Linked DNA regions of Homo sapiens: regions 1, 2, 4 and 5 are each linked to region 3. Evidence: read pairs that join two places in POLR2A ChIA-PET (ENCODE). Cell type or tissue: CD4-positive, alpha-beta T cell. All regions are shown on one strand. Region 1 holds the start of LOC124904670 (a long non-coding RNA gene). Region 2 overlaps ZNF626 (zinc finger protein 626). Region 3 holds the start of ZNF431 (zinc finger protein 431). Region 4 holds the start of ZNF737 (zinc finger protein 737). Region 5 holds the start of ZNF626 (zinc finger protein 626).

The links. Peaks named below come from ENCODE experiments on the same cell type or tissue, not always from the same donor. Only the 100,000 strongest peaks of a DNase experiment are listed, where the experiment ranks them.
Region 1: POLR2A ChIA-PET joins it to region 3 with 16 read pairs; 4 of 35 experiments call an interaction of 5 or more read pairs at or near these places.
Region 2: POLR2A ChIA-PET joins it to region 3 with 10 read pairs; 2 of 35 experiments call an interaction of 5 or more read pairs at or near these places.
Region 4: POLR2A ChIA-PET joins it to region 3 with 15 read pairs; 6 of 35 experiments call an interaction of 5 or more read pairs at or near these places.
Region 5: POLR2A ChIA-PET joins it to region 3 with 14 read pairs; 3 of 35 experiments call an interaction of 5 or more read pairs at or near these places.

The regions. Positions count from the first base shown.
Region 1 is chr19:21,566,584-21,571,583 of GRCh38, reverse strand. LOC124904670 (a long non-coding RNA gene) reads left to right here and starts at 2,328. Exons shown (of 2, transcript XR_007067182.1): 1 at 2,328-5,000. LOC101929007 (a long non-coding RNA gene) reads left to right here. Exons shown (of 4, transcript XR_007067176.1): 4 at 45-1,682. In CD4-positive, alpha-beta T cell, no CTCF peak of the experiment used is centred here; a DNase peak (open chromatin) is centred at 2,283; H3K4me3 peaks cover 1,615 bases; H3K27ac peaks cover 1,353 bases.
Region 2 is chr19:20,641,077-20,646,076 of GRCh38, reverse strand. It overlaps ZNF626 (zinc finger protein 626), which reads left to right. Exons shown (of 4, transcript NM_001076675.3): 3 at 298-393. Among named protein-coding and RNA genes, the nearest start is that of ZNF626, 18 kb to the left of the region's middle. In CD4-positive, alpha-beta T cell, no CTCF peak of the experiment used is centred here; no DNase peak of the experiment used is centred here.
Region 3 is chr19:21,138,940-21,143,939 of GRCh38, reverse strand. ZNF431 (zinc finger protein 431) reads right to left here and starts at 1,900. Exons shown (of 5, transcript NM_133473.4): 1 at 1,754-1,900; 2 at 297-389. The coding sequence starts at 1,756. RefSeq lists enhancers at 1-613, 1,395-1,874. In CD4-positive, alpha-beta T cell, no CTCF peak of the experiment used is centred here; a DNase peak (open chromatin) is centred at 1,979; H3K4me3 peaks cover 1,316 bases; H3K27ac peaks cover 425 bases.
Region 4 is chr19:20,563,461-20,568,460 of GRCh38, reverse strand. ZNF737 (zinc finger protein 737) reads left to right here and starts at 2,680. Exons shown (of 4, transcript NM_001159293.2): 1 at 2,680-2,823. The coding sequence starts at 2,821. All of the region lies in intron 2 of LOC105372316 (a long non-coding RNA gene), which reads right to left. RefSeq lists enhancers at 2,828-2,877, 3,088-3,247. In CD4-positive, alpha-beta T cell, a CTCF peak has its summit at 2,939; DNase peaks (open chromatin) are centred at 2,610, 2,950 and 3,370; H3K4me3 peaks cover 1,711 bases; H3K27ac peaks cover 761 bases.
Region 5 is chr19:20,659,652-20,664,651 of GRCh38, reverse strand. It overlaps ZNF626 (zinc finger protein 626), which reads left to right and starts at 3,081. Exons shown (of 4, transcript NM_001076675.3): 1 at 3,081-3,208. The coding sequence starts at 3,206. RefSeq lists a silencer at 2,887-2,956. In CD4-positive, alpha-beta T cell, no CTCF peak of the experiment used is centred here; a DNase peak (open chromatin) is centred at 3,001; H3K4me3 peaks cover 1,595 bases; H3K27ac peaks cover 471 bases.

The DNA of each region.
Region 1 (5,000 bases), 430 kb before region 3:
GGCCTGGGCTCAAATGGTGTTGAATGCTTCTGCTTTTCTTTCAGAATGCTGCTGTCTCCATCAATAAAGTCCATGTTAGCCACCTAGAGGATAAAATACCACGAGGAGGAGTAGCAAGGTGCCCCTGTTGACAGATCTTGAAGCACAAGCTCACTCCCAGAAGCACAGCTGCCTAGTCAACAAACAGCTGACAATACATGTCTGAAGGAGCTCAGCTGGGAACAGAAGAATGGCCCCACTGAGCCTAGCCTAAATGGCGGACCATCTCAATTATGAGCTAATAAGTTTTGGATGATTTGTTATGCTGCCATACCTAACTAATACATGCACCCAGTGCAGATTGGGTGTCAAGATTTAAAGACAGTTTGATTATTAGTCACCTTCTAACAATGGGCACCCTAAAGGTACTGACATTTTTCCCGATTTAAAGTTAAATGTCTTGTAAGGCAATGTTGACTGATGCAGGAATACTTGTAGACATGTATGCATGTGATTGGTGCTTATATGCACACAGTCCCCCACACCACAGGAAAAAACCGATGACCAGAGCCTGACCATTATGGCCAAGGCCAAATAGCCAAAGTTTGCCTTTAATCTATTTTCTTCATATCTAAAAATTGGAGGTCAATACTGTGGACAGGTCTGAAGACATAGAGTTTTGTTCTCCTGTGGCCCCATCATTCTTCAGTGGTCTACCTGTGGTTATTTTATTCTTGTTACCTTCTGCTCTTTCTATGACCACTATCTGTTCCACCCTTGAAACTGAAGACAGATGTTAGTAGAAAGAGGCTGTTCCCTCATGTCGGGCATGTGGGATACGATGAGGTTTCTCTTCAAATAGCCTGATCAATCTTTTATTCTTTAATTCATAGTACCCACACACACACCCCTTTTTTTCCTTTTTCTCCTTTTTCCTTTCTGCCTTTGTTAGATGCCCAGGCACGCCACAGTACCAGGCATTATCAGTACCAGCTCACATTTCTTCCCTTATTTGGAAAGAGGACTAACTTTCTAGCTCAATGCAGACACCCCTTCCCCTTCCTCTCTGCATTCTTTTGCATGCCCACCTTATCTAAAAAAATCAAATGTTTAGCCAACCAGGATTAGTTCAGATTGTACGACCCGACCCTGGCCAATGGGGAAAGGGTACAGGGGCAGGACTTGTGTCAGGAATAAAGGCTCTTGTGCCCCTTTGTTCAGGTGTGCTCTCATGGTGACTGGACAAGAACGCACCCCTCTGTGCAGAACTAAAATTGCTTTGCTAGGAATCCTTTGTTCGAGTGTTCAATTTCCTTATGATTTTGAGCGTTATTCCTAACAGGAAGAAAAGGGATATTCAGGCCTTTCACAGACCTGACAACAGAGCTGCACTTCAATGTGACAGGTATTGACCATGTGTGACTCCTGGGAGCCTGGAATGTGGCTGGTCTGAGCTGCAATTTGCAAGAAAGGTAAAATGCAGAGTTAGTTTCAAAGATTTAGTTCCATAAATATAAAAATATACAACATATAGATAAAAATATCTATATATAATATGGATAAAAATACATAGCATAATGCAATATATAGATACATAATTATGTTATATATAAATATATATCTCATTCATAATTATACATTGCTCACATATTAAAATAATATTTTGGATATATTGCTTTAATTAAATTGTTACAACAGACGGATGCAGTGTCTCACGCTTGTAATCTCAACACTTTGGGAGGCCGAGGTGGGCGTATCACGAGGTCAGGAGATCGAGCCATCCTGGCTAACACGGTGAAACGTGTCTCTACGAAAAATACAAAAAATTAGCCAGGCATGGTGGCAGGCGCCTGTAGTCCCAGCTACTTAGGGGACTGAAGCAGGAGAATGGCGTGAACTCGGGAGGCGGAGCTTTCAGTCAGCCGAGATCGCGTCACTGCACTCCAGCCTGGTCAACAGAGCGACTCCGTCTCAAAAAACAAAAACAAAGACAAAAAATCTCATGCTGCCTTCTCAAAGCCAGGAAGGTTATAAAACCTGAAATTTCAAAATCATTATTATTATATTCTTTTCATTTGTGAATAGCCATACAGTATAATATTTATAAATGCATATAACCTTATACACAAGATTACATGCAAACACCCTCTAGGGTGGGCCTGGCTCAGCTCAGGGACGAAGCCCTTTCTGAGCGGGCGGCAGCTTAGGCAGTCACTCTTTCTTCATTCAGCCTAGCGTTTGGTCACATCTTCTGTCAATCACGATGTGAGGAGGCGGGGATTTAAGCGTTATCCAATCAGCAACACTGGGCTGGAAACCCTCCAATCAGCCACGCAGCTGGAGCGGGCAAGACAGCTTCCGGAATATGGGGGCCTTTGTCTCCGGCTGCAGCTGGAGTTCTACGTCTAGTCTTCAGAGGCCCAGTCTCCGTGACTTTGTGACCTGCAGGTATTGGGAGATCCACAGCTAAGATGCCAGGACCCCCTGGAAGCCTAGAAATGGTGAGAGTGCCGGGTCCGACATCCTGAGAAAAGGGAAGGAGTTGATTGGAACTGGTGGCAAGTGGCTGTGGTGGGACTCGGGTCTCCCGTCAGTCAGCTCCACAGTCTGCGCCCCGAGTTCTCCTTGGCCAACTCAGCCTCAGTCCTCTTCAGCCATAGCATGGTGGCTGCGCTGACAGCAGGACCCTGGGCTGAAGGTGTGGGTTGCCCCTCCACACCTGTGGGTGTTTCTCGTTAGGTGGAAGGAGAGACTTGGAAAAGAGAAAGACACAGAGACAAAGTATAGAGAAAGAAATAAGGGGACCCAGGGAACCAGCGTTCAGCATATGGAGGATTCCACCAGCCTCTGAGTTCCCTTAGTAGTTATTGATCATTCATGGGTGTTTCTCCAAGAGGGGGATGTGTCAGGGTCACAAGACAATAGTGGGGAGAGGGTCAGCAGACAAACACATGAACAAAGGTCTTTGCATCATAGACAAGGTAAAGAATCAAGTGCTGTGCTTTTAGATGTGCATACACATAAACATCTCAATGCTTTACAAAGCAGTATTGCTGCCCACATGTCCCACCTCCAGCCCTAAGGTGGTTTTTTCCTATCTCAGTCGATGGAACGTACAATCAGGTTTTATACCGAGACATTCCATTGCCCAGGGACAGGGAGGAGACAGATGCCTTCCTCTTGTCTCAACTGCAAGAGGCATGCCTTCCTCTTATACTAATCCTCCTCAGCACAGACCCTTCATGGGTGTCGGGCTGGGGGGCGGTCAGGTCTTTCCCTTCCCACGAGGCCATATTTCAGACTATCACATGGGGAGAAACCTTGGACAATACCTGGCTTTCCTAGGCAGAGGTCCCTGCGGCCTTCCGCAGTTTTTGTGTCCCTGAGTACTTGAGATTAGGGAGTGGTGATGACTCTTAAGGAGCGTGCTGCCTTCAAGCATCTGTTTAACAAAGCACATCTTGCACAACCCTTAATCCATTTAACCCTGAGTTTGACACAGCACATGTTCCAGAGAGCACAGGGTTGGGGGTAAGATTATAGATTAACAGCATCTCAAGGCAGAAGAATTTGTCTTAGTACAAAACAAAATGGAGTCTCCTATGTCTGTCTACTTTCTACACAGACACAGTAACAATCTGATCTCTCTTGCTTTTCCCCACACTGGGCGTCCTGTCTGCACAGTGACCCAGTGATGGTCCCCTGGCCTGGAGGCCTCTCTGGGCAGCTCTGCAGCCGCAGCGCCTTGTCTCTGGCCAATTGTGCAGGGACCATGGGAGGGTAGTCAGGGGAGAATCCCGACTCGGGTGAGGGTTCATGAATGGGAAGAGTTTTGGTCGGTGGGGTTCCTAGTCCCTCTTTTCATCTATTAAAAATTTATGGAGTCACCGCAAAAAGATTAAAGAATTTAATCAAAGAGTGGCTCAAAAATTGTAGAGTACCCAGCTATGGGTTTTAGTTTGTGGTTCATGGGAGGAACTTGAAGGAAAGACTTTTATAAGGTCCATGATTAAAAAAAAAAAAACAAATTCAATAATCGGTTAGGTACAGTTACCTACTTTTTTTTGTTTTTTTTTTTGAGACAGTTTTGCTCTGTCACCCAGGCTGAAGTGCAGTGGCGCGATCTCAGCTCACTGCAACCTCTCGGTGTCAAGCGATTCTCCTGCCTCAACCTCCCGAGCAGCTGGGACTACAGGGAGTCACGTACTTTCTTAATTTCCACTTTGAGTGTGTAAATTTTCTGGTTATGTAATCAGAGCTTAATTGGCCATTTATAGTTAGTTGGTTAAGCTTAAATTTTGTTTTCCCCAATGCAATTTACAAAAATTTACAAAAAAAAAAAATATATGTTTGAGGATACACACTTCACAAGAGACTGATTTTTTTTTTCCCCTGAATTTTTTAAATGTGTCCCAAGTGCGGTCTCAAGTCTAGCCCTCATCCCCCATTCCTCCAGCCTAACTCAGGCTTGAAGTAAAATACTAAATTTCCAGTTCCTTCTGACAATCCCAAATGCCAGCCTCGTTTCCCTAGTTCACATTGTCATCTATTTGTCCTTTAGTGTATATTTTCAATACTGTATTTTTTTTTACAAACCACTGGATGGCACATTTTAAAAGATTCATTTTCTGTTTGTAAATATTTCCCATGAGAAGAAAGCAAAGAATAACCCCTGACACTGTGTTGTGTAAAATCTCTGTGCCTCTTTTCCTTTTACCTTCCCTAGGCAGAGATCTTACCAGAATGCTTTGGGGTAAAGGTTTTTTTTTGGCGGGGGGAAGCTTTATTGGGTGATGTGTCCTCAACCACCCTTTAGTTTTTTCTTGGTCATCGGTTTCAGTACTGTCTGTGAATAAACCATTATATCAGCCATGGCTATGTCTGCTAGAGTGTCTAGGGAATCTCAGGTCCTGGGTCATTTTCTTTCATAGGACAGCCTGAGGTATGGAGTGTAGCCTCTCAAGGAAGCAGATGGATGCACTGGGGCTGAGAGAAATCTCCTGGTGTGCTCTTCCTTTAAA
Region 2 (5,000 bases), 500 kb after region 3:
TGTATTTTTCACTCTAAATTAGTGGTAATTCCAGAAATTTAGTGGCATAAAATATTGTTGCTCCACCTGAAAATCTAATTGCCACCACCAATTTTTGATTCAGTAGCACCAGGTAGTAAAATTAAGAAACCTACAAATTGAAAGTATTTTCTAATTATTTAAAAATTTCTGTTACAACTTAGTATTTTTGTATTAATTTACTAGAATATTTTATCACATCCTCTGTGCTGAGCACATTACTAGCTTGTAATTGGAGAACATAAGCAAGATTTATGTTATTTATTTTTAATAAAACAGGTATTACTGTTTCTAAGCCAGACCTGATCACCTGTCTGGAGCAAGGAAGAAAACCTTTGACCATGAAGAGAAATGAGATGATAGCCAAACCCTCAGGTAGGTGTGAGTGAAAATGAATACAACAGATGACACAGATAAGGGGTCCCAAGGTCAAAGAGAAAGCCAGTCCTTAAAGTGTGATTTGGGGAGCTGTGTTCCAAAGGAAATAGTTCTTGGGCAGCTATTTTTTGTTTGTTTGTTTGTTTGGTTTTTTCTTTTTTAATTTTGCTTACAAAGGGGCATCTTCTGTCTTATGCTTTTAAATTCTCTAAGGATTTTCCTTTTCTTTCAGTGAGCTTCCTTCAAGTTCACAGTGAGAGCCAAAGTCCTCTTCATGACATATAAGAGACTGCACAGTGTGGCTGCTTTTCCATAATTTTTGGGACGCACAAATGTCTGCATGATTTTGAGAAACTAAAATTACTCTCAAAGTTCTCTTTGCATCAGATCTGAAATGTCTGAGAGTAATAGTTTCTGTTGAATTTTTTTTTGTTCATTTTTCTGCACAGTCCATTCTGTTTTTATTACTATCTAGGCTTGAAATATATAGTTTGAAATTATGACATCCTTCCTCTTTGTTATTTTCCTCATGATTGCTTTGGCTATTCAAAGTTTATTTTAGTTTCATGTAAATTTTTGAATTGTATTTTCCATTATTGTGAAAATAGTACCACTGCAATTTTAATAGGAAGTTTATTGAATCTATAGATTACTTTGGATAATATGGCACTTCAATAATATTCATGTTTTCAATTCATAGACAAAATATTTTAAAATTTATTTGTATCTTTTCTAACTTTTCCTTTTTTTATTGTAAAGATTTACCTCCTTGGTTAATATTTTCCTCAGAAATTTATTATTTAAGGTATAGTCAATAAAATTTTCTTCCTCTATTTTGTCAGATAGTTTAAGTGTATGAAACCATAGATATACTTGTATGTTAATTTTATATTTTGCTAATTTACTGAGTGTATTTATTAGTTTAGAGAGGTTTTAATGTACTGTTTATGGTTTTTTAAATATAAGATTACTTATTTTTTAATTTCAATGGATTTATTTATTTCTTTGACTAATTCTTCTGCCCATACTTCCAGTGCTACATTAAAATAGAAGCATTGAAAATGGGCACAATATAGTTTTGTATTGGTGTTTGAATTTGATGGAGCAGACACCTCTTCAAGTTTTCATAAACTGATTTTAGATTGTAAAGATTTTCTTTTATTGGGCCCTTAGGGTGATGAGATGCCCTCTGAATTTGTAGTGAAGAGGGGTTGTAGCTTGGTCACAAGGCTGCTGGGTCTCCATTAGGTTTCATCTTCAGTTGGCTTGTTACAGGGGCTTGGGTAGTTGTAATTTCCATTTTATTTTTGGACAGACTGCATATCCTTCGGGACTTTGCTCTGTAGGGCAGACACTAGGGCATGTTTTTGCAGTCAGGTCTGCAGATGCTGGGCCTTAAATCAGGATGTGGATGAGTGTGGCTTTCAGTGAGTACCAGAGAGCATTTCCTCAGGTAACTGTGTGGGTTTCTATATAGGCAGGACTGACCATGAACTGTGGCTCGTGTAACGGAAACTGAGTCAGTGAACTGTTTCAGGGACCATGGTAAAGGCCAAGGTATGCAGGCCTGCCTACATGGCTGTAAATAGATGCCTTCCTCCAGGTCTCTGGAATAGCAGGACCTCTGCCAGACTCTGGCTTGGGAGGAGTTTGTGGTGGCTACAGAGTAAGTTCAGAATTCTCAGTGGGACCAAGTTGGGTGAACCCTATCCTGGTCTGTAGCCAAGAACAGGGGTCCTGTAATTTCCCACCTGAATGAGGGCCTGCCTTCTGAATAGAACACGTCTCGAACTTCAGCTTTAATAGGGTTTCACAACTGCATCCCTGGATCTCACATCTCTCTTAGAGGCACTTATTTTGGAGATGACGTCTTGCTACATAACCAAGGCTGGTCTCAAAATCCTGGCCTGAAGCATTTCTCTCCAACAGTAATGTACCATGTAGCTGTCATTACAGATGTGAACCATAATGCCTGGTTGTCTCATAAAGTCATTTTTGGTCAGGGATGGCTGACTTTTTTTGCTATAAGGGGATATGAAAATAGAGCACTTTTATTATTTTCATCTTACTGATGTCACTCTCCTTATACCTTTTTTCTTTCTATATTCTATTTCAAATTTGTAATTTTAGATTCAGTTATTTAGGATAATATGCTAGAATTTGCATGGTATGCTGAAAGTAAATTAGATAATTAGTAAGCACTCCATATTTATGAAAATAGTTACTAAATATAAACATAGTTACTAGTTATAAGTAGTTATAAAATTATGGAATTTTCATCTACTTTCTTCACCCTGTATATAAATAATGAGTTTATTTCCTAATATTTGTTTTACATATCAGAGGGTCTAACCCTATTCTCCAAAATATATATATATTTTTTTCTGTGTTTAACAATGTAAGGCTATTCTTTGCTTCTAAAGTTAGAATACAGCAGTTTCGTTTTGTGTAAGAATAGCATATATTTAAAACATAAAAAGAAACTCCAGTTTCTTTTAAATGCTAATTTATTAAGTTTCTCATTAGAATCTATTTATAATTATACTGCATATTCTCAAAATTTTACTGCTACACAGTGCATGCCAATGATTCAAAATACCTGTATATGATGAGTACATAATACTAGTTAAAGATTGCAGTTACTTCAACAAATTTTTTTTTTTTTTTTTTGAGAAGGAGTTACCCTCTCTCATCCAGACTGGAGTGCAGTGGTGCGATCTTGGCTCACTGCAACCTTCACCTTCCGGGTTCAAGCAGTTCTCATGCCTCATCCTCCCAAGTAGCTGGGATTACAGGCATGTGCCACTATGCCTGGTAATTTTTGTATTTTTAGTAGAGATGGGGTTTCATCATGTTGACAGACTGGTTGACCTGACCTCAGGTGATCCGCCCGCCTCAGCCTCCCAAAGTGCGAGACTACAGGCATGAGCCACCGCGCCTGGCCTGACAAATTTTCGTAATGATACTTCCATGTGTTACACCAGATTTTATGAGTAAACATTTGTCTTATTGTTTGAAGTTCTGTATTAGCATGTTTCTTCAGTGTAGTTTTTTTGTTTGTTGTTGCTGCTGTTGTTGTTGTTTTGAGAGGAAGTTTCGCCATGTTGCTCAGGCTAAAGTGCACTGGCGCGATCTCAGCTCACTGCAACCTCCGCCTTCCAAGTTCAAGCCATTCTTCTGCCTCAGCCTCCGGAATAGCTGGGACTACAGGCACGCCACCACCCCCGGCCAATTCTTGCATTATTATTCGAGATGGTGTTTCACCATATTGTTCAGGCTAATCTCAAACTTCTGACCTTGTGATCTGCCCACCTTGGCCTTCCAAAGTGCTGCAATTATAGTCATGAGCCACTGCGCCTGGTCTCAGTGTAGGTTTCTTAACATCAGTTTATTGTGCCTATTGGTTTTACTTATGTATTATAATTTTAGAGAATTTGCAATTCTGTTTGTACACTTTAAGTCCATTTGAGGCTTAAGAGATAAATTGCACGTGTCTATCACAATCAGATTACATATGTATGTGTGTGTTTATCTATAAATATGACCCCAGTTTTAGTTATGGCTTATCTTATATTCTTAGCTGATTTTTGATGGTAGTTTTATCTTGTCTAAGTGAGTAGTCATGAAGATAGTCTTATTTTCAACATGGGTTTAATGATGAATATATATTTCCTTTTGTGAGAGAAACAGTTTTGTGATTTGAAGGTAATTTTCAAAAAGATTAATAATTCTGGATTTTTTTCAGTTTTTTTTTTTAAACATTGTTTTAAAAACACGTAACATAACATTTACCATCTTAAATTTATTGAAGTGTATATTTCAGGGCCAGGCATGGTTGTGGCTCTCTTCTGTAATCCCAGGATTTTGGGAGGCCAAGACAGGAGGATTCCTGGAGCCCAGAAGTTTGAGACCAGCCTGGGGAACATATGGAGACCCCTTTCTATAAAAAAAAAAATTAATAAGAGTCAGGCATCGTGGTGTGCAGCTGTGGTCCCAGCTACATGGGAGATTGAGCTGGAGTCAAAATTGTGCCACTACACACCAGCTTGGGTGACAGAGTGAGACCCTGTCTCAAAATAAACAAGCTGTTCATTTCAGGCATGTTAAGTATATTCACATTGTTATGCAAAAGACTCCTAGAAATTTTACATCTTGCAAAACTAAAACTCAATACCCATGAAATAACAACTGCTAATTTTACCCTCTCTCCAGCCCTTGACAGACAAAATTTCCACTTTCTATTTTTATGATTTTGACTACTTAAGGTATCTCATATAAGTGGAATCGTACAGTATCCATAATTTTGTTACTGGATTATTCAAGTGACATAATATTCTCAATGTTTATCTTAAAATGTGACAAGATTGTTTTATTTAAGGTGGAATAATATTCCATTTTATGTATATGTTATATTTTTTGACGTATTTTTAAATCAAGAGACATCTGGGTTGCTTCAGCCTTTTGGCTTTTTTGAATACTGGTATAATAAAGATAGATTTTCAAATATGTCTTCCAGGTCCTGTGTTGCTTTTTTTTTTTTTTTTTGAGATGGAGTCTCACTCTGTCACCCACGCTAGAGTGCAGTGGTGTGGTCTCGTCTAACT
Region 3 (5,000 bases):
ACTTTGCAAGTTCTTACACCATCTCACTAGAGTCAGGTTTTTTTGTTTTTGTTTTTGTTTTTTTCTGGTCTTTTGGGATACTATTTTATCTGTCACAAATTTTTCACTTTTTAACACTATTTTTCTTCCACTATATTTATTTCATTATCTTTCTGCCCCCTAAGACAATCCAGGGGGCATACATTATTTCTGTGTTTTCCCATCAGTGCCAGCATCGGACTGGCTGACCAGCAATGTGTCCCCAAGAAATGAAAGCTGGGTTGGGCGTAGACAATTTTAATGTCTCAAGAGGTTACCTTTTCAAAATAAGAGTAAACTAGAAGATTCCTCTCAGCCCCAGGGCATCCACTTGCTTCCTTGAGAGGATACACTCCATATTTCAAGTCGTCCTATGGAAGAAAATAAACCAGAAGCTGATATTCACTAGGCACTTTAGCTGACATAACCACGGTGGATATCTTAGTTCATCCCCAGACAGCACTGAAACCCACGACCAGAAAAAAACTAAAAGGTGGCTGAGGACACATCACCCCATAAAGTTTCCAAAGGAAAACCTTGACCGAAAAACATTCTGACAAGATCTCTGTGCCTAGAGAAGATACAAGGAGAAAAGGCACAGAGAGTTTTAACAATACAGTATCAGGGGATTATTCTTTGCTTTCTTCTCATGGGAAATATTTACAGATATTTTTTTTAAAAAATCTTTTAAAAAACTTTTTGAAAAGCGTCATTTAATGCTTTGTCAAAAAATAATTAAAATACGGTATAGAAAAGTACACTAAAAGACAAATAGGCGATAACGTGAATTAGGGAGGAAAAGCTGGCATTTGGAAACACCAGAAGGAACTGGAAATTTAGTATCTTACTGCAAGCCAGAGGGAGGCTGGAGAAATGAGGAATGGGGGTTAGACTTAAGACCCTGCTTGGGACACAGGTGAAAAATGCAGCGGAAAATCAGCTCCCCATGGACTGTGAAAATAATTAAAAGGCAGGCAATTAGACGGAGGTGTCTTTAGTCCCTGGGTTCCTACTTTAAAAAAATCTAACTGACGTACATTTTTCAGTAAATTACTACATTGAGAGAAACAAAACTCAGCCCTAACCAACTATAAACTGCCAATTAACCTCTGATTACATAATCAGGAAATTTTCACCTTTATTGTACAAATTAAGAAACTATGTAACTCTACCTAACCAATTACTGAATTTGGTTTTCTTCATCATGCTTTTTATAAAAGTCTTTTCTTCAAGTCCCGCCCATGAAGCACAAATTACAAACCACAGCTGGGTGCTCCACAATTTTTGAATCACTCTTTGATTAAATTATTTAATGTTTTTATAGTGACTCCCATATATTTTTAACAGAAGACAAGAGGAACTGGGAACTCCACGGAACAAAGCTCTTCCCATTCATGAACCCGCACCCCGAGTCAGAACTGTCCCCTGAAGACCCTCCCGTGGTCCCTGCACAATCTGGGAAAGACGCGGTGCTGCGGGTGCAGAGCTGCCCAGAGAGGGCTCCAGGCCAGGGCACAGTCACTGTGCAGTGAAGAGACAGGACGCCTGGGGTCCCGACTGTCAGCACAGCCGCCATCTTATGGCTGGAGGGGACTGAGGCCGAGCTGGGCAAGGAGAACTCGGGGCGCAGACTGTGGAGCTGACTGCGGGGAGGCCTGAGTCCCGCCACAGCCACTTCCCACCGGTTACAACCAGCCCTTCCCCTCTCTCGGGATGTCCGACCCGGCACTCTCACCATTTCTAGGCTTTCAGGGGGTCCCGGTGTCTTAGCTGTGGGTCTCCCAATACCTGCAGGTCACAGGGCCACAGATGTTGGGCCTCTAGGAGCAGAGGACACAGAGCAGCGAAGGGGAGACCTGGAGCTCAGGCTGCGGCGAGAGACAAAGGCCCCGCCACATCCCGGAAGCCGTCCTGTCCGCTCCAGCTGCGTGCCTGATTGGACGGTTCCCAGCCTAGCGTCGCTGATTGGATAACGTTTAAAACCCCACCTTCTCAGGCCCTGAGTGACAGAAGATGCGAACAGATGCTGGGCTGAGTGAAGAAAGAGTGACAGCTTAGGCTGCCGTCTTTTCAGGCAGGGCTTCCTCCCAGAGCTTAGCCAGGCCCACCCCAGAGGGAATTTGTATTTAACCTTGTGTGTAAAGTCACATGCATTTATAAATAACATACTGTATGCCTATTCACAAATGAAAAGAATATAATAACAATTATTTTAAAATTTCGGATTTTATGACCTTCCCGGCTTCTGGTCTTTCAGCAGGCCGTCTGAAATTTTAGAACGGAGGTAATTTTCTGAAATAAAATGTGAGCCATATGTAAATTTTAAATTTTCTAGTAACCAAACTTAAAAAAAAAAAGTAACAGGTTGAATTGATTGTAACAATTTAATTAACCCAATATATCAAAAAATTTTCATTTTAATGTGTGAGAAATATGTGATTATTAATAAAGTATATAAATATTTGAAACTAAATCTTTGAAACTAACTCTGTATTTTACCTTTCTAGCACATCGCAGTTCAGACCAGGAACATTCCAGGCACTCAGGAGCCACACATGACCAAAGCTTCCACATTGAAGTGCAGCTCTGATGTCGGGAGGTGAAGGGCCCCAGCAAACCTTTTCTGCCAGAGGTGAAGGAAAAGCCTCTCCCTACCAACATCTCCCTTCAGTTCTGAGGGTGGAACAGATAGTGGCCATAGAAAGAGCAGAGGGCAGCAAGAACAAAATAACCACAAGGAGACCACTGATAGCCACCTGTTGCCCATTTTCTTCCAGAGATCAGACAGTGAAGAAAGAATGTTGGGGCCACAGGATAATAAAACTCTGTGTCTTCAGATCTGTCCACACTCTTGACCTCAAATGTTTAGATATGGAGAAAACAGATTAAAGGCAAAACTTATTTTGCTATTGGCCTTGGCCCTAATGGTCAGGCCGTAGTTATCTGTTTTCTCCTGTGGTGTGTGGGACTGTGTGGGTATAAGCACCAATCACATGCATACATGTCTACGTGTATTTCTGCATTACTCAACATTCTCTTACAAGTCACCCAACTTTAAATCAGGGGAAAAAATCAGTACCTATAGGGTGCCCACTGTTAGAAGGTAACTAGTAATCAACCTGTCATAGAATCCTGGTGTCCTATCTGCACGGGGTGCATGTATTAGTTAGCTATTGTAGCATAACAAATCGTCCAAAACTTATTAGTTCATAATTGAGATGGTCAGCCATTTAGGCTAGACTGAGTGGGGCCGTTCTTCTAGTCTCAGCTGAGCTCTTTGAGACACGTATCATCAGCTGCTTGTTGACTAGCCAGCTGTGCTTCTGGGGGTGAGCTTCTAGTTCTGGGGCTGTCAACAGGGCACCTTGCTTCTCCTTCCCATGGTATCTTATTTTCCAGCTGGCTAACATGGCTTTATTCAGGGAGATGGCAGCATTCTGAAAGAAAAACAGAAGCATTCAAGACCATTTGAGCCTGGGCCCCAAACTAGCCCACTGTCATGTTCACAAGTTTCTACCACTCTGAGCCAATAAGGCCAGCCAGATCTAGGGTTTGGAAAACAGATTCTGGATCTTGATGGAAACAGTTGTAAAAGCACCTGGCAATGGGCATGGATACAGAAGAGATTAAAAATTGCCACCATTTTGCAATTAGTACCAATCTACCTCTTTTCCATATGTGGTTCATAGAACTCTTTCACATCAAGAAAATTGTCCAAAGACCCACAGATACTAAGTGGCTGGGCTGAGACTCAGGATTAACTCTGTCTGACTCCAAAGCCCATGTACCTCCATAGATCACACTACAAAGTAGCTGCCCTGCCCTAGACCCTTGAAATCCTGGAGAGTGACACTTGTACAGAAGAAACCAGATTCCTTCAGATTTGTGCTCAGTACTGTTTATCATTGGGAATAATCATCTCAAGAAATTGCAGAAGCACTAGCTGGCTCACACCTGTATTGTTAGCACTTTGGTAGCCTGAGATGGGAGAATTACGTGAGCTCAGGAGTTCCAGTGCAGCCTGGGCAACATAATAAGATGCTGTTTCCATGAAAAATAAAATAAAATAAAATTTAGCCAGCCATGGTGGTGCATGCCTGTAGTCCCAGCTACTTAGATGGCAGAGGCAGGAGGATTGCTTGAGCCTGGAAGGTGAAGGCTGAAGTGAGCCATGATTGGTTACACCACTGCAATCAAGACTGGTTGATAGAGTGAGACCCTGTCTCAAAAAAAGAAAAGAAATTGAAGAAGCATTTTGAAAAGACATAGAATAATTTAAGGAAATAGCTGAGGGATGAGTTTAGGAAATCGAGGCCCAACAACACATTATTTATTTTTCATCATATAAAAAAATTTGAAAACTTTTAAGAGAAAGAAACTTTTTTTTTTTTTTTGAGACCAAGTCTTGCTCTTTTGCCCATCCTGGAGTGCAGTGGCCTAATCTCTGCTCACTGCAGCCTCTGCCTCCTGGGTTCAGCAATTCTCCTGCTTCAGGCTCCCGAGTAGCTGGGATTACAGGTGCGCGCCACTATGCCCAGCTAATTTTTTTTGTATTTTTCGTAGAGATGGAGTTTCACCATGTTGGCCAGGCTGGCCTTGAACTCCTGATCTCGTGATCTACCCGCCTTGGCCTCCCAAAGTGCTGGGATTACAGGTGTGAGCCACCGTGCCCAGCCTAAAAGAAAAAAACTTTAGAGAAATTATATTTAACAGAGTTTATTTGAGCATAGAATAATTTGCAAATTGGGCAGCCTGTGAATCCAGAACAGGGTCAGAGGGACTCCAGCACAGCCACATGATGAAAACAGATTTATGGCAGAAAAAGCAAAGGGACATACAGAAAATAAACATGAGGTGTAGAAACAGCCAGATTGACCACAGCTTGGGATTTGCCTTATTTGAACATGGCTTGAACACTTGATGTTATTTTATTGGTAAAAACACGGTGGTTGGTACAATAATAAGTTACAGTCTATTTATGT
Region 4 (5,000 bases), 580 kb after region 3:
CCATTATATGATGCTACTTTCTTGGGTGTGCCCTATCTGGTGGGTTTTGGGGGAACTCATGTCTCAAGTCATAATAGGAATTTCAGGTCTCATAAAAACATCATGGTTGAAGCATAGGTGTTCTATTTCCAGCAAAGCTCAATAGCAAGCTAACAGTTGCTTCTTGAAAGAGGTATAAGCTTTTCCTCCCTCTGGTGGTTTCTGGGTCCAAATCCCGAAAAGTACCCTCTTCCCATCTTGTTTCTGCCCAAGGCTCCAATTAGCATATTGATCTAGGACAGTTACTTGCAGTTCTACTGGCCCATCCCGTATGGGCCATAGATCCAGGGCCAGTTGCACTGCTTGTTTAGCTTGTTCAAAGGCCATGCTCTCTTTCTCTCCCCAGTGAAAGTCATAGCGTTTTCTAGTGGCTGCATGCAGAGGTTGTAAAATGTTACCCAAGTGGGGAATATGATGTCTCCAGAAACCAAACAAGCCAGTACATTAGTGGTAGGGGTTGCAAAATCTAGTATTTTAGCCTTAGCCTTTGGTAAAATGGACTATTTATTTGCATTCCATAAAATGCCAAGGAATTTTATACTTTGTGCAGGTCCTTGAATTTTACTAGGGTTAATTTCCCATTTTTGAAATAGGAACTGGGTTTTTACCTGCTCGAAGCCCCGGCTGACTAGTTCTTCAGTTTTATCCTGACTGGGCCACCTGGACAGCTGCTTTTTTCAGCGATAGGCTGATAGCTTTGAGCTTTATCAGTCAAGACATTGACTGGCATTGGGCCAGTCTGGAAGTCAGATTAGCATTTTCCTTTTCCGCTTACATTTATCTTGTAGCAACCAGCCCCTATCACGATACATTAACTTATAAGCAGTAAGCAAACACCATCCACTCCGGGAGATCCCTCAGCATCTCCTTTGCTGACTGGAATCCCCCGCAGCACTTCCCGCACAGTCAAAGGTTTAAACTGCACTAATTTAGATTCCCAATTCCCACAAAAACCAGTTCCCCTTGACCATTTAATCACCAAGAGGGAGAACTGGGGGAGTTCCCATCCCAGGATATGGGAAGTCCCTGAGCCCTCCAGCCCTGTCCTTCTAGTCAAAAAGGGGTACACTTTTGTTTTCAAATCCTATTTGTGATGCCAAAAATGTTCTGTGAGGCAAATGTGAGAGGGGAGAAACAAAGACACACACACAATACCATTAAGGGTAAACAACTTTTATCCCACGTAAATGGCAATGCAGACATAATAAAGTAATAATATAATAAGCAAATGATATAATAAGCAAATAAATATAATAAGCAGATTGATGTAATAAGCCAATCTTAATAAGACGAGGAAATGGGAAAAGATATATATATATATATATATATATATATATATATATTTTCCCTCACCAGACTATGGGGGATTCACCACCAGAGAGGGAGGCAACAGCCACAGCTCTAGAGTCAGCCACCCGTCCATCGTACACAGACAAGGAGAGGTCTTATGAAGCTTCAGGGCGGTCTGGGACCTTAGCTCTTTTGTAACGAGTTGTTTGGCATAAGGCCCAGTGATGAGAGCCCTTCACGACTTGCCTCAAGGAACACAAAAAGGTCAACCTTTTTTTGTGATTGTCTATTGTTTTTCAACAACTAATATATAGGAATAGATTGAAATAGAGATTTCTTCAATACAGCGCTGGATGAACACCTCAGGGGCTCACACAACCTGTTCTGGGACTTGGTGACAATTGTTTGTGTCCACATTCAATTGAGTTCAGATTTAATATGTGACTTTTCCTCCACAAATTCCCCTGTCTTGATGAATCGGCTCTGTCTAGGCAAAGGGTAAAATAAACCCCTTGGGCTGTTACACAACCTCCGCCTCCTGGCTTCAAGTGATTCTCCTGCCTCAGCCTCCGGTGTAGCTGGGACTACAGATGTGCACCCCCACACCCAGGTAACTTTTTATATTATTAGTTATTATTATTATTTATTAGTTATTATTAGAGATGGGGTTTCACCATGTTGGCTAGGCTTGTCTTGAACTCCTGACCTCAAGTGATCTGCTCACCTTGGCCTCCCAAAGTGTTGGAATTACCAGCGTGAACTATCCGTGCCTGCCTCTAAATGATTTCTATCTCCTATAGCTGTTGGAAATTAAAGATTGTTTCAAATTGAAAAAATAAAAAGAATGTGGACAAAAATAAAATATAAATAGTTTTTTAAAATTACGAGATATTACAAAATATATATGTAAATCTGGAGTGCTCAAAAATGACAAATTTGATTTATTTATAAGGTTTTATTAAAATTAGCTTTAATAGATTTTACCATTACCAAAGTAAAAGTTGATTTTCTGTTGAACAAAAATTTTATGTATTATTAATGACAGCAAAATACTTCTGTTCACCTTTTTAATACATTCAACAAGAAAGAGAGTAAACAAGAGATAAAATATTCCCATGCTCTGGGGTGGGCCTGGCTCAGCTCAGGGAGGAAGCACTGTTTGAAAAGCCAGCTGCTTAGGCTGGCACTCTTTGTTCACTTAACCCAGCATCTGATCATATCTTCTGTCACTCAGGGCCTGAGGGGGCGGGGATTTAAGCATTATCCAATCAGGGACGCTGGGCTGGAAGCCGTCCAATCAGGCACGCAGCCAGAGTGAAGCGGAAGGCTTCCGGGTTTTGCGGGGCCTTTGTCTCTGCAGCCGGAGCTCCAGGTCTTGTCTTCACTGCTGTGTGTCCTCTGCTCCTAGAGGCCCAGCCTCTGTGGCCCTGTGTCCTGCAGGTATTGGGAGATCCACAGCTAAGACGCCCGGGAGCCCCTGGAAGCCTAGAAATGGTGAGAGTGCCGGTCCGACATCCCGAGAGAGGGGGATAGGCTGGTTGGAACCGGTGGGAAGTGGCTGTGGCGGGACTCAGGCCTCTGCGCAGTCAGCTCCACAATCTGCACCCTGAGTTCTCCTTGCCCAGCTCGGCCTCAGTCCCGTTCAGCCATAATTTGGCGGCTACGCTGACAGCCGGGCCCCCTGGCGTCCTGTGTCTTCCCTGCGTAGTGACTGCTCTGGCCTGGAGCGCTCCGTGGGCAGCTCTGCAACCGCAGCCTCCCGTCTCTCCCAGAATGTGCAGGGACCACCAGAGGGTCGTCAGGGGAGAATCCTGACTCGGGGTGCAGGTTCATGAATGGGAAGAGCTTTGGTCCGTGGAGTTCACAGTTTCTGTTTTCTGCTATTCAAAATTTATGGGGCCGGGCGCAGTCGTTCACGCCTGTAATCCCAGCACTTTGGGAGGCCGAGGCAGGCGGATAACTTGAGGTCAGGACTTCAAGATAAGCCTGGCCCAAATGGGGAAACCCCATGTCTACTAAAAATGCAAAAATTAGCTGGGTGTGATGACAGATGTCTGTAATCACAGCTTCTCGGGAGGCAGAAGTGAGAGAATCGCTTGAACTCCGGAGGTGGATGTTGCAGTGAGCTGAGATCTTGCCACTGCACTCCAGCCTGCGCGACAGTGAGACTCCGTCTCAAAAAAAAAAAAAAAATTCCTGGTTATGTAATTACAGTTTAATTGGCAGTTTATAGTTGCTTAAGCCTGAATTTTGTTTCCCCTAATGTAGTAATTTCCCAAAAAATGCACATGAGCTTAGATTTTTTTTTTTTTGAGGTAGAAATCCAGGGACTAGAGCTTCTTCAGTCTAATTGCCTGCCACTTAATTATTTTCACACGCCACAGCGGACTGATTTTCCCTGGCATTTTCCACATGTGTCTCAAGCAAGGCCTCAAGTGTACCCCATGTTCCTCAATTTATTATTTTTATTTTTTTTTTTTTGAGACGGAGTCTCGCTCTGTCGCCAGAGCTGGAGTGCAGTGTCAGATCTCGGCTCACTGCAACCTCCGCCTCTCAGGTTCAAGCATTCTTCTGCTTCAGCCTCTGGAGTAGTTGGGGCTATGGGCACGCGACACCACGCCCAGCTAATTTTTGTATTTTTAGTAGAGATGGAGTTTCAGTATGTTAGCCAGGAATGCTAGTTACCAAGGAAAAAAATAGGGAAAATCTCTCTTCCATTTTGGCTGTAGACAATGAATATATTTCCACAGGAAAATGTGGTAGATAATTGATGAGTTACATAGATTCGTCAACACATTAGTTCCTCTTTTTGCAGGGGAAATTTGTGACAGTGAATATCTCAGTTCTATATCCTGTTGAGTTCTGAGTTAAATGCTAAATTATATGTGATGAAACATGGTACCTTCTAGAAGTGTTCCCATATGACTAATTTTTTACTACATTATTTTATTTATTTACTTTTTTTTTGAAACAGAGTCTCGCTCTGTCAACAGGTTGGAGTGCAGTGGCGTGATCTCGGCTTACTGCAGCCTCCACCTCCTGGGTTCAAGCAATTCTCCTGCCTCAGCCTCCTGAGTAGCTGGGATTACAGGCACGTGCCACCACACCCAGCTAATTCTTTTGTATTTTAAGTAGAGAGGGGGTTTCAACATGTTGGCCAAAATGGTCGTGATCTTCTGACATCGTGATCTACCTGCCTCGGCCCTCCAAAGTGCTGGGATTACAAGCATGATTTGCCGCACCAGGCCTACTTATTTTTAAGATAAATAATAAAATAATACATATATTTTCTGAAAGAAGTAGATATATTTACTTTTCTTATGGAGGTATCACATGCAAGCACCTTAGCCAGGTGCAGTGGCTCACGCCTGTCATCTCAGCACTTTGGGAGGCCGAGGTGAGTGGATCACTTGAGGTCAGGAGTTTGAGACCAGCCTGCCCAACATGATGAAACCCCATCTCTACTAAAAATACAAAAATTAGCCGGGTGTGGTGGCATACGCCTGTATTCCCAACAACATGGGAGGCTGAGGCACAAGAAGGTCTTGAACCGGGGAGGCAGAGGTTGCAGTGAGCCAAGATCATGCCATTGAACTCCAGCCTGGGCCACAGGGTGACTCCGTCTCAAAAAAAAAAAAAAAAAAAGTAAGCACTTCCTTCTTATGTAAACA
Region 5 (5,000 bases), 480 kb after region 3:
CCCTCTCACGTGGACCCCCTTAGAGTTGTGAGCCCTTAAAAGGGACAGGAATTGCTCACTCGGGGAGCTCGGCTCTTGAGACAGGAGTCTTGCCAGATGCTCCCGGTCGAATAAACCACTTCCTTCTTTAACTCAGTGTCTGAGGAGTTTTGTCTGTGGCTCGTCCTGCTACAGTTGCAGTCTCTGTGGACCAGCAGACTTAGCCTTTCCTCCTGCTAGTTCTGAAAAATGTGGGCAGCCCACATGAGTGGGTTTCCCCCCAGCAAAACACTCCCCTCCACCAAGGAACAAAGTGCTTCATTAAATGGGTTCTCCTCTCCATGCCACCCAACTGGGTGAGACCCTTCAACAGGGGTTGTCAGACACCCTATACAGGAGCGATCCTACTGGCATCAGGTTGGTGCCTCTTGAGGTCAGAGATCCCAGAGGAAGGAGCGGACACTCTTCTTTGCTATTCTCCAACCTCCTTGATTGACATCTCCAGGAACAGGAGTGAACCAGATGAATAGAGCCTGAAGTGAACCCCCAGCAAACTGCAGCAGCCCTACAGAAGAGGGACCTGACCACTGAAAGAAAAACAAACAAACAGAAAACAACAACATCAACAACAAAAAAGTACCGACAAAAACCCCATCCAAGGCCGGGCATGGTGGCTCACACCAGTAATCTCAGTACTTTGGGAGGCTGAGACAGGCAGATCACTTGAGGTCAGGAGTTCAAAACTAGCCTGGCCAACATGGCAAAACCCCATCTCTACTAAAAAATACAAAAATTAGCCAGGCGTTGTGTTGCATGCCTGTAATCCCAGCTACTCGGGAATCTGAGACACGAGAATCACTTGAACCTGGGATGCGAAGGTTGCATTGAGCCGAGATTGTGCCACTGCCCTCCAGCCTGGGTGACAGAGTGAGACTCTGTCTCAAAACAAAACAAAACAAAACAGAAACAACCATTCAGTTGTCAACAGCCTCAAAGATCAAAACTAGACAAGTTCATGAAGATGAGAAAGAATCAACAAAAGAACTCTGAAAGGCCAGAGTGCGGCTTTTCCTCCAAGTTATCAAAATGTCTCTTCAGCAAGGGTGCAGAACTGGACAGAGGATGAGATGGATGAATTGACAAAAGTAGGCTTCAGAAGATGGGTAATAAACTCTGCTGAGCTAAAGGAACATGTTCTAAACCAATTGAAAGAAGCTAAGAACCTTGATAAAAGGTTAGAGGAACTGCTAACTAGAATAACTGGTTTAGACAGGAACATAAATGATCTGATGGAGCTAAAACACACAGCATGAGAACCTCCTGAAGCATACAAAAGTATTTGTAGCTGCATTGACCAAGCAGAAGAAAGAACATCAGAGTTTGAAGACCACCTTGCCAAAATAAGGCATGCAGACAAGATTAAACAAAAATGAATAAAAAGGAACAAATGAAGCCTTTGAGAAATATGTTCTGTGCAGGAAACACATGAGGGGAGAAGAAAAGACACGCACACAATACCTTTAAGGGTAAACAAGCTTTATCCCAGGTAAATGGCAATGCATATATAATAAGCAAATTGATATAATAAGAGCATTGCAATGGGAAGGGGAGAAGAGAAAAAATATATATCTTTACACTCACCAGACTATGGAGGATTCATCAGCAGACCAGGAAGCAACAGCCTGGGCTCCAGAGTCGGCCACCCATCCCTGTACAGACAAGGAGAGGTCTTTGGAGCTTTGGTGCAGTCTGGGATCCTAGCTCTTTTTGTAACAAGTTGTTTGGCATGAGGCCCAGTTGCAACTGGGCTCTTTGCAACTGGGCTCAAGGAACACAAAAAAGTCAACTTGTTTTTTTTGCGATTGGCTATTGTTTTTCAATAACTAACGTATAGGAATAGATTAAAATAGAGATTTCTCCAAAACAATCTGTGCCCAGTTCTCTTTGCCCAGCTTGGCCTCAGTCCCATTCAGCCAGAAGATGGCAGCTGCGCTGACAGCCAGGCCCCCAGAAGTCCTGCCTCTTCACTGCGCTGTGACTGTGCCCTGGCCTGGAGCCCACTTTGGGCAGCTCTGCACCTGCAGCATGGCGTCTCTCCCAGATTGTGCAGGGACCAGGGGAAGGTCGGCAGGTGAATGCCTCAAGGGGCTCACATAACCTGTTCCAGGACTTGGTGACCATTGTTTGTGTCCATGTTCAACTGAGTTCAAATTTAATATTTAACTTTTCCTCCACAAATTCCCCTGTCTTGATGAATCATCTCTGTCTAGGCAAGATGAAGCCCTTAGGCCGTTACACAACCTCCGCCTCCTGGGTTCAAGCGATTCCCCTGCTTCAGCCGCCGTAGCACCTGGGACTACAGGTGTGTACCACCACACCTGGCTAATTTTTTGTGTTTTTACTAGAGATGAGATTCAACATGTTGGCCAGGCTGGTCTTGAACTCCTGACCTGAAGTGATCCACCCACTTTGGCCTCCCAAAGTGCTTGGATTACAAGCGTGCACCAGCGGACTGGCCCTAAATGATTTCTTTGTCTCTTGTAACAGTTTGAAATTACTTAAAGGTTGTTTCAAATTGAAAAAATAAAAAGAATGTAGATAAAAATAAAATATAAAAAGTTAAAAAATTACATTAGATTACAAAATATGTATGTAAATCTCGAGAGGTCAAAAATGACAAATTTGATTTTTTATAAGGTTTTATCAAAATTACCTTTAGTATTGATAATACATTATTGCCAAAGTAAAAGTTGATTTTCTCTTGAACAAAAATTTTATGTATTATTAATATGAGAGCAAAATACTTCTGTTCACCTTTTGAATACATTCAAAAAGAGAGAGAGTAAAGAAAAGATAGAATTCTCCCATGCTCTGGGGTGGGCCTGGCTCAGCTCAGGAAGGAAGCCCTGCCTGAAAAGGCTGCAGCTTAGGCTGTCACTCTTTCTTCACTCAGCTCAGCGTCTGATCACATCTACTGTCACTCAGGGCCTCAGGGGGCGGGGCCTTAAGCATTATCCAATCAGGGATGGTGGGCTGGAAACCATCCAATCAGGAACGCAGCTGGAGCGAAGAGGACGGTTTCCGGGTTTGGTGCGGCCTTTGTCTCTCGCTGCAGTCAGAGCTCCAGGTCTGGTTCTTCTCCTAAAGGCCCAGGCTGTGTGGCCCCGTGTCCTGCAGGTATTGGGAGATCCACAGCTAAGACACCGGGACCTCCTGGAAGCCAAAAATGGTGAGAGTGAGGGTCCGACATCCCGAGAGAGGAGAGGGACTGGTTGGAACCGGTGAAAAGTGGCTGTGGCGGGACTCAGGCCTCCCCGCAGTCAGCTCCACAGTCTGCTCCCCCAGTTCTCCTTGCTCAGCTCGGCCTCAGTCCTGTTCAGCCATAAAATGGCAGCTGCGCTGACAGCCGGCACCCGGGCGTCTTGTCTCTTCACTGCGCGGTGACTACCCTGGCCTGGAGCCCTCTCTGGGCAGCTCTGCACCCGCAGCGTGGCGTCTCTCCCAGATTGTGCAGGGACCAGGGGAGGGTGGGCAGGGGAGAATCCTGACTCGGGGTGCGGGTTCATGAATGGGAAGAGCTTTGTTCCTTTGGGTTTACAGTTTCTCTTTTCTCCTATTAAAAATGTATGGGGCCGGACGCTGTGGCTCACGCCTGTAATCCCAACGTTTTGGGAGGCCGAGGCGGGCGGATCACTTGAGGTAAAGAGGTGTTAGGACAACTAAGTTCCTTTTAAATGACTCAACTTTCTGGTCATAAGTTGTAAAAGTTGTAAATCAACCCTACCTCTTCTTCTACCCCCTTTTCCTTTTCTCGCAAATCGCGCATTTACTTTATTTGGAAAAAGTTTGGGTCTAAGCTTACCAGGATCAGCTTAGATTGTGCGGTCTGATCCCAGCCAATAGGGGATGGAAACAAAAACAGGAACTGCATTAGGGTTCAAAACCCCTTTCTTGCTGGGCGCGGTGGCTCAAGCCTGTAATCCCAGCACTTCGGAGGCCGAGGCAGGTGGATCACGTGGTCAGGAGTTCTAGACCAGCCTGGCCAACGTGGTGAAACCCGTCTCTACTAAAAATACGAAAACTATCGGCGTGTTGGCACGTGCCTGTAGTACCAGCCACTTGGGAGGCTGAGGCACGAGAATTGCTTGAACCCGGGAGGCGGAAGTTGCAGTGAGCTGAGATCCAATCATCGCGCTCCAGCCTGCGTGACAAAGCGAGACTCCGGCTCAAAAAAAAGAAAAAAAAAGTAAGCATCTTAAAAATTCCTTTATGTAAACATTGTGAGTAATTTCACTGGAGTTTCTAACACTTAGTTTCAAAAACCAAGTGAATAACTGATGTGGACATTAAAGCTTGAACCTAGTGACTCCAAGCTAAGGCTAATATTAAGCCTGCAACAGGGTATTTTTTTTTTTTTTTTTTTTTTTTTAGACACAGTGTCGCTTGTGGTGCCCAGGCTGGAATGTAATGGCGTGATCTCGGCTTACTGGGTTCAAGCGATTCTCCTACCTCAGCCCCACCAGTAGCTGGGATTACAGGCATGCACCATCACGCCCGGCTAATTTTGGTGTTTAGTAGAGACGGGTTTTCTCCATGTTTGTCAGGCTGGTCTTGAACTCTCTGCCTCAGACCCGCTTCGGCCTCCCAAAGTGCTGGCATTATCGGTGTGAGCCACCGCACCCGGCCAACAGGAGGTTATTAAAGGCCCTGTTATTTTTTTCTGGGGAGTCTCCCTTGCGGATATCTCAAGACTGCTCACCCCAGCCACGGAAGGAGCCTTCATTCTGAAAGAAGCTACAAAGCCTTGGAAAGCTGGGGCCCCACAGGCAGATGCAGTCAAGATTAAGATGAAAGGAAACTGGGAGGGTCTTACTGGTAATGAAGTTGTTATGGTTTTGAGGCACTTTTTACGCTTTCTAAAATAAGAATATTAGATTTATGTAAAAAAAAAATGAATTCCTAAGAAGTATTGCAACAGGAAGAAGTACCAGCTAACTAAAAAATCTTCATGGGTTGCAAAA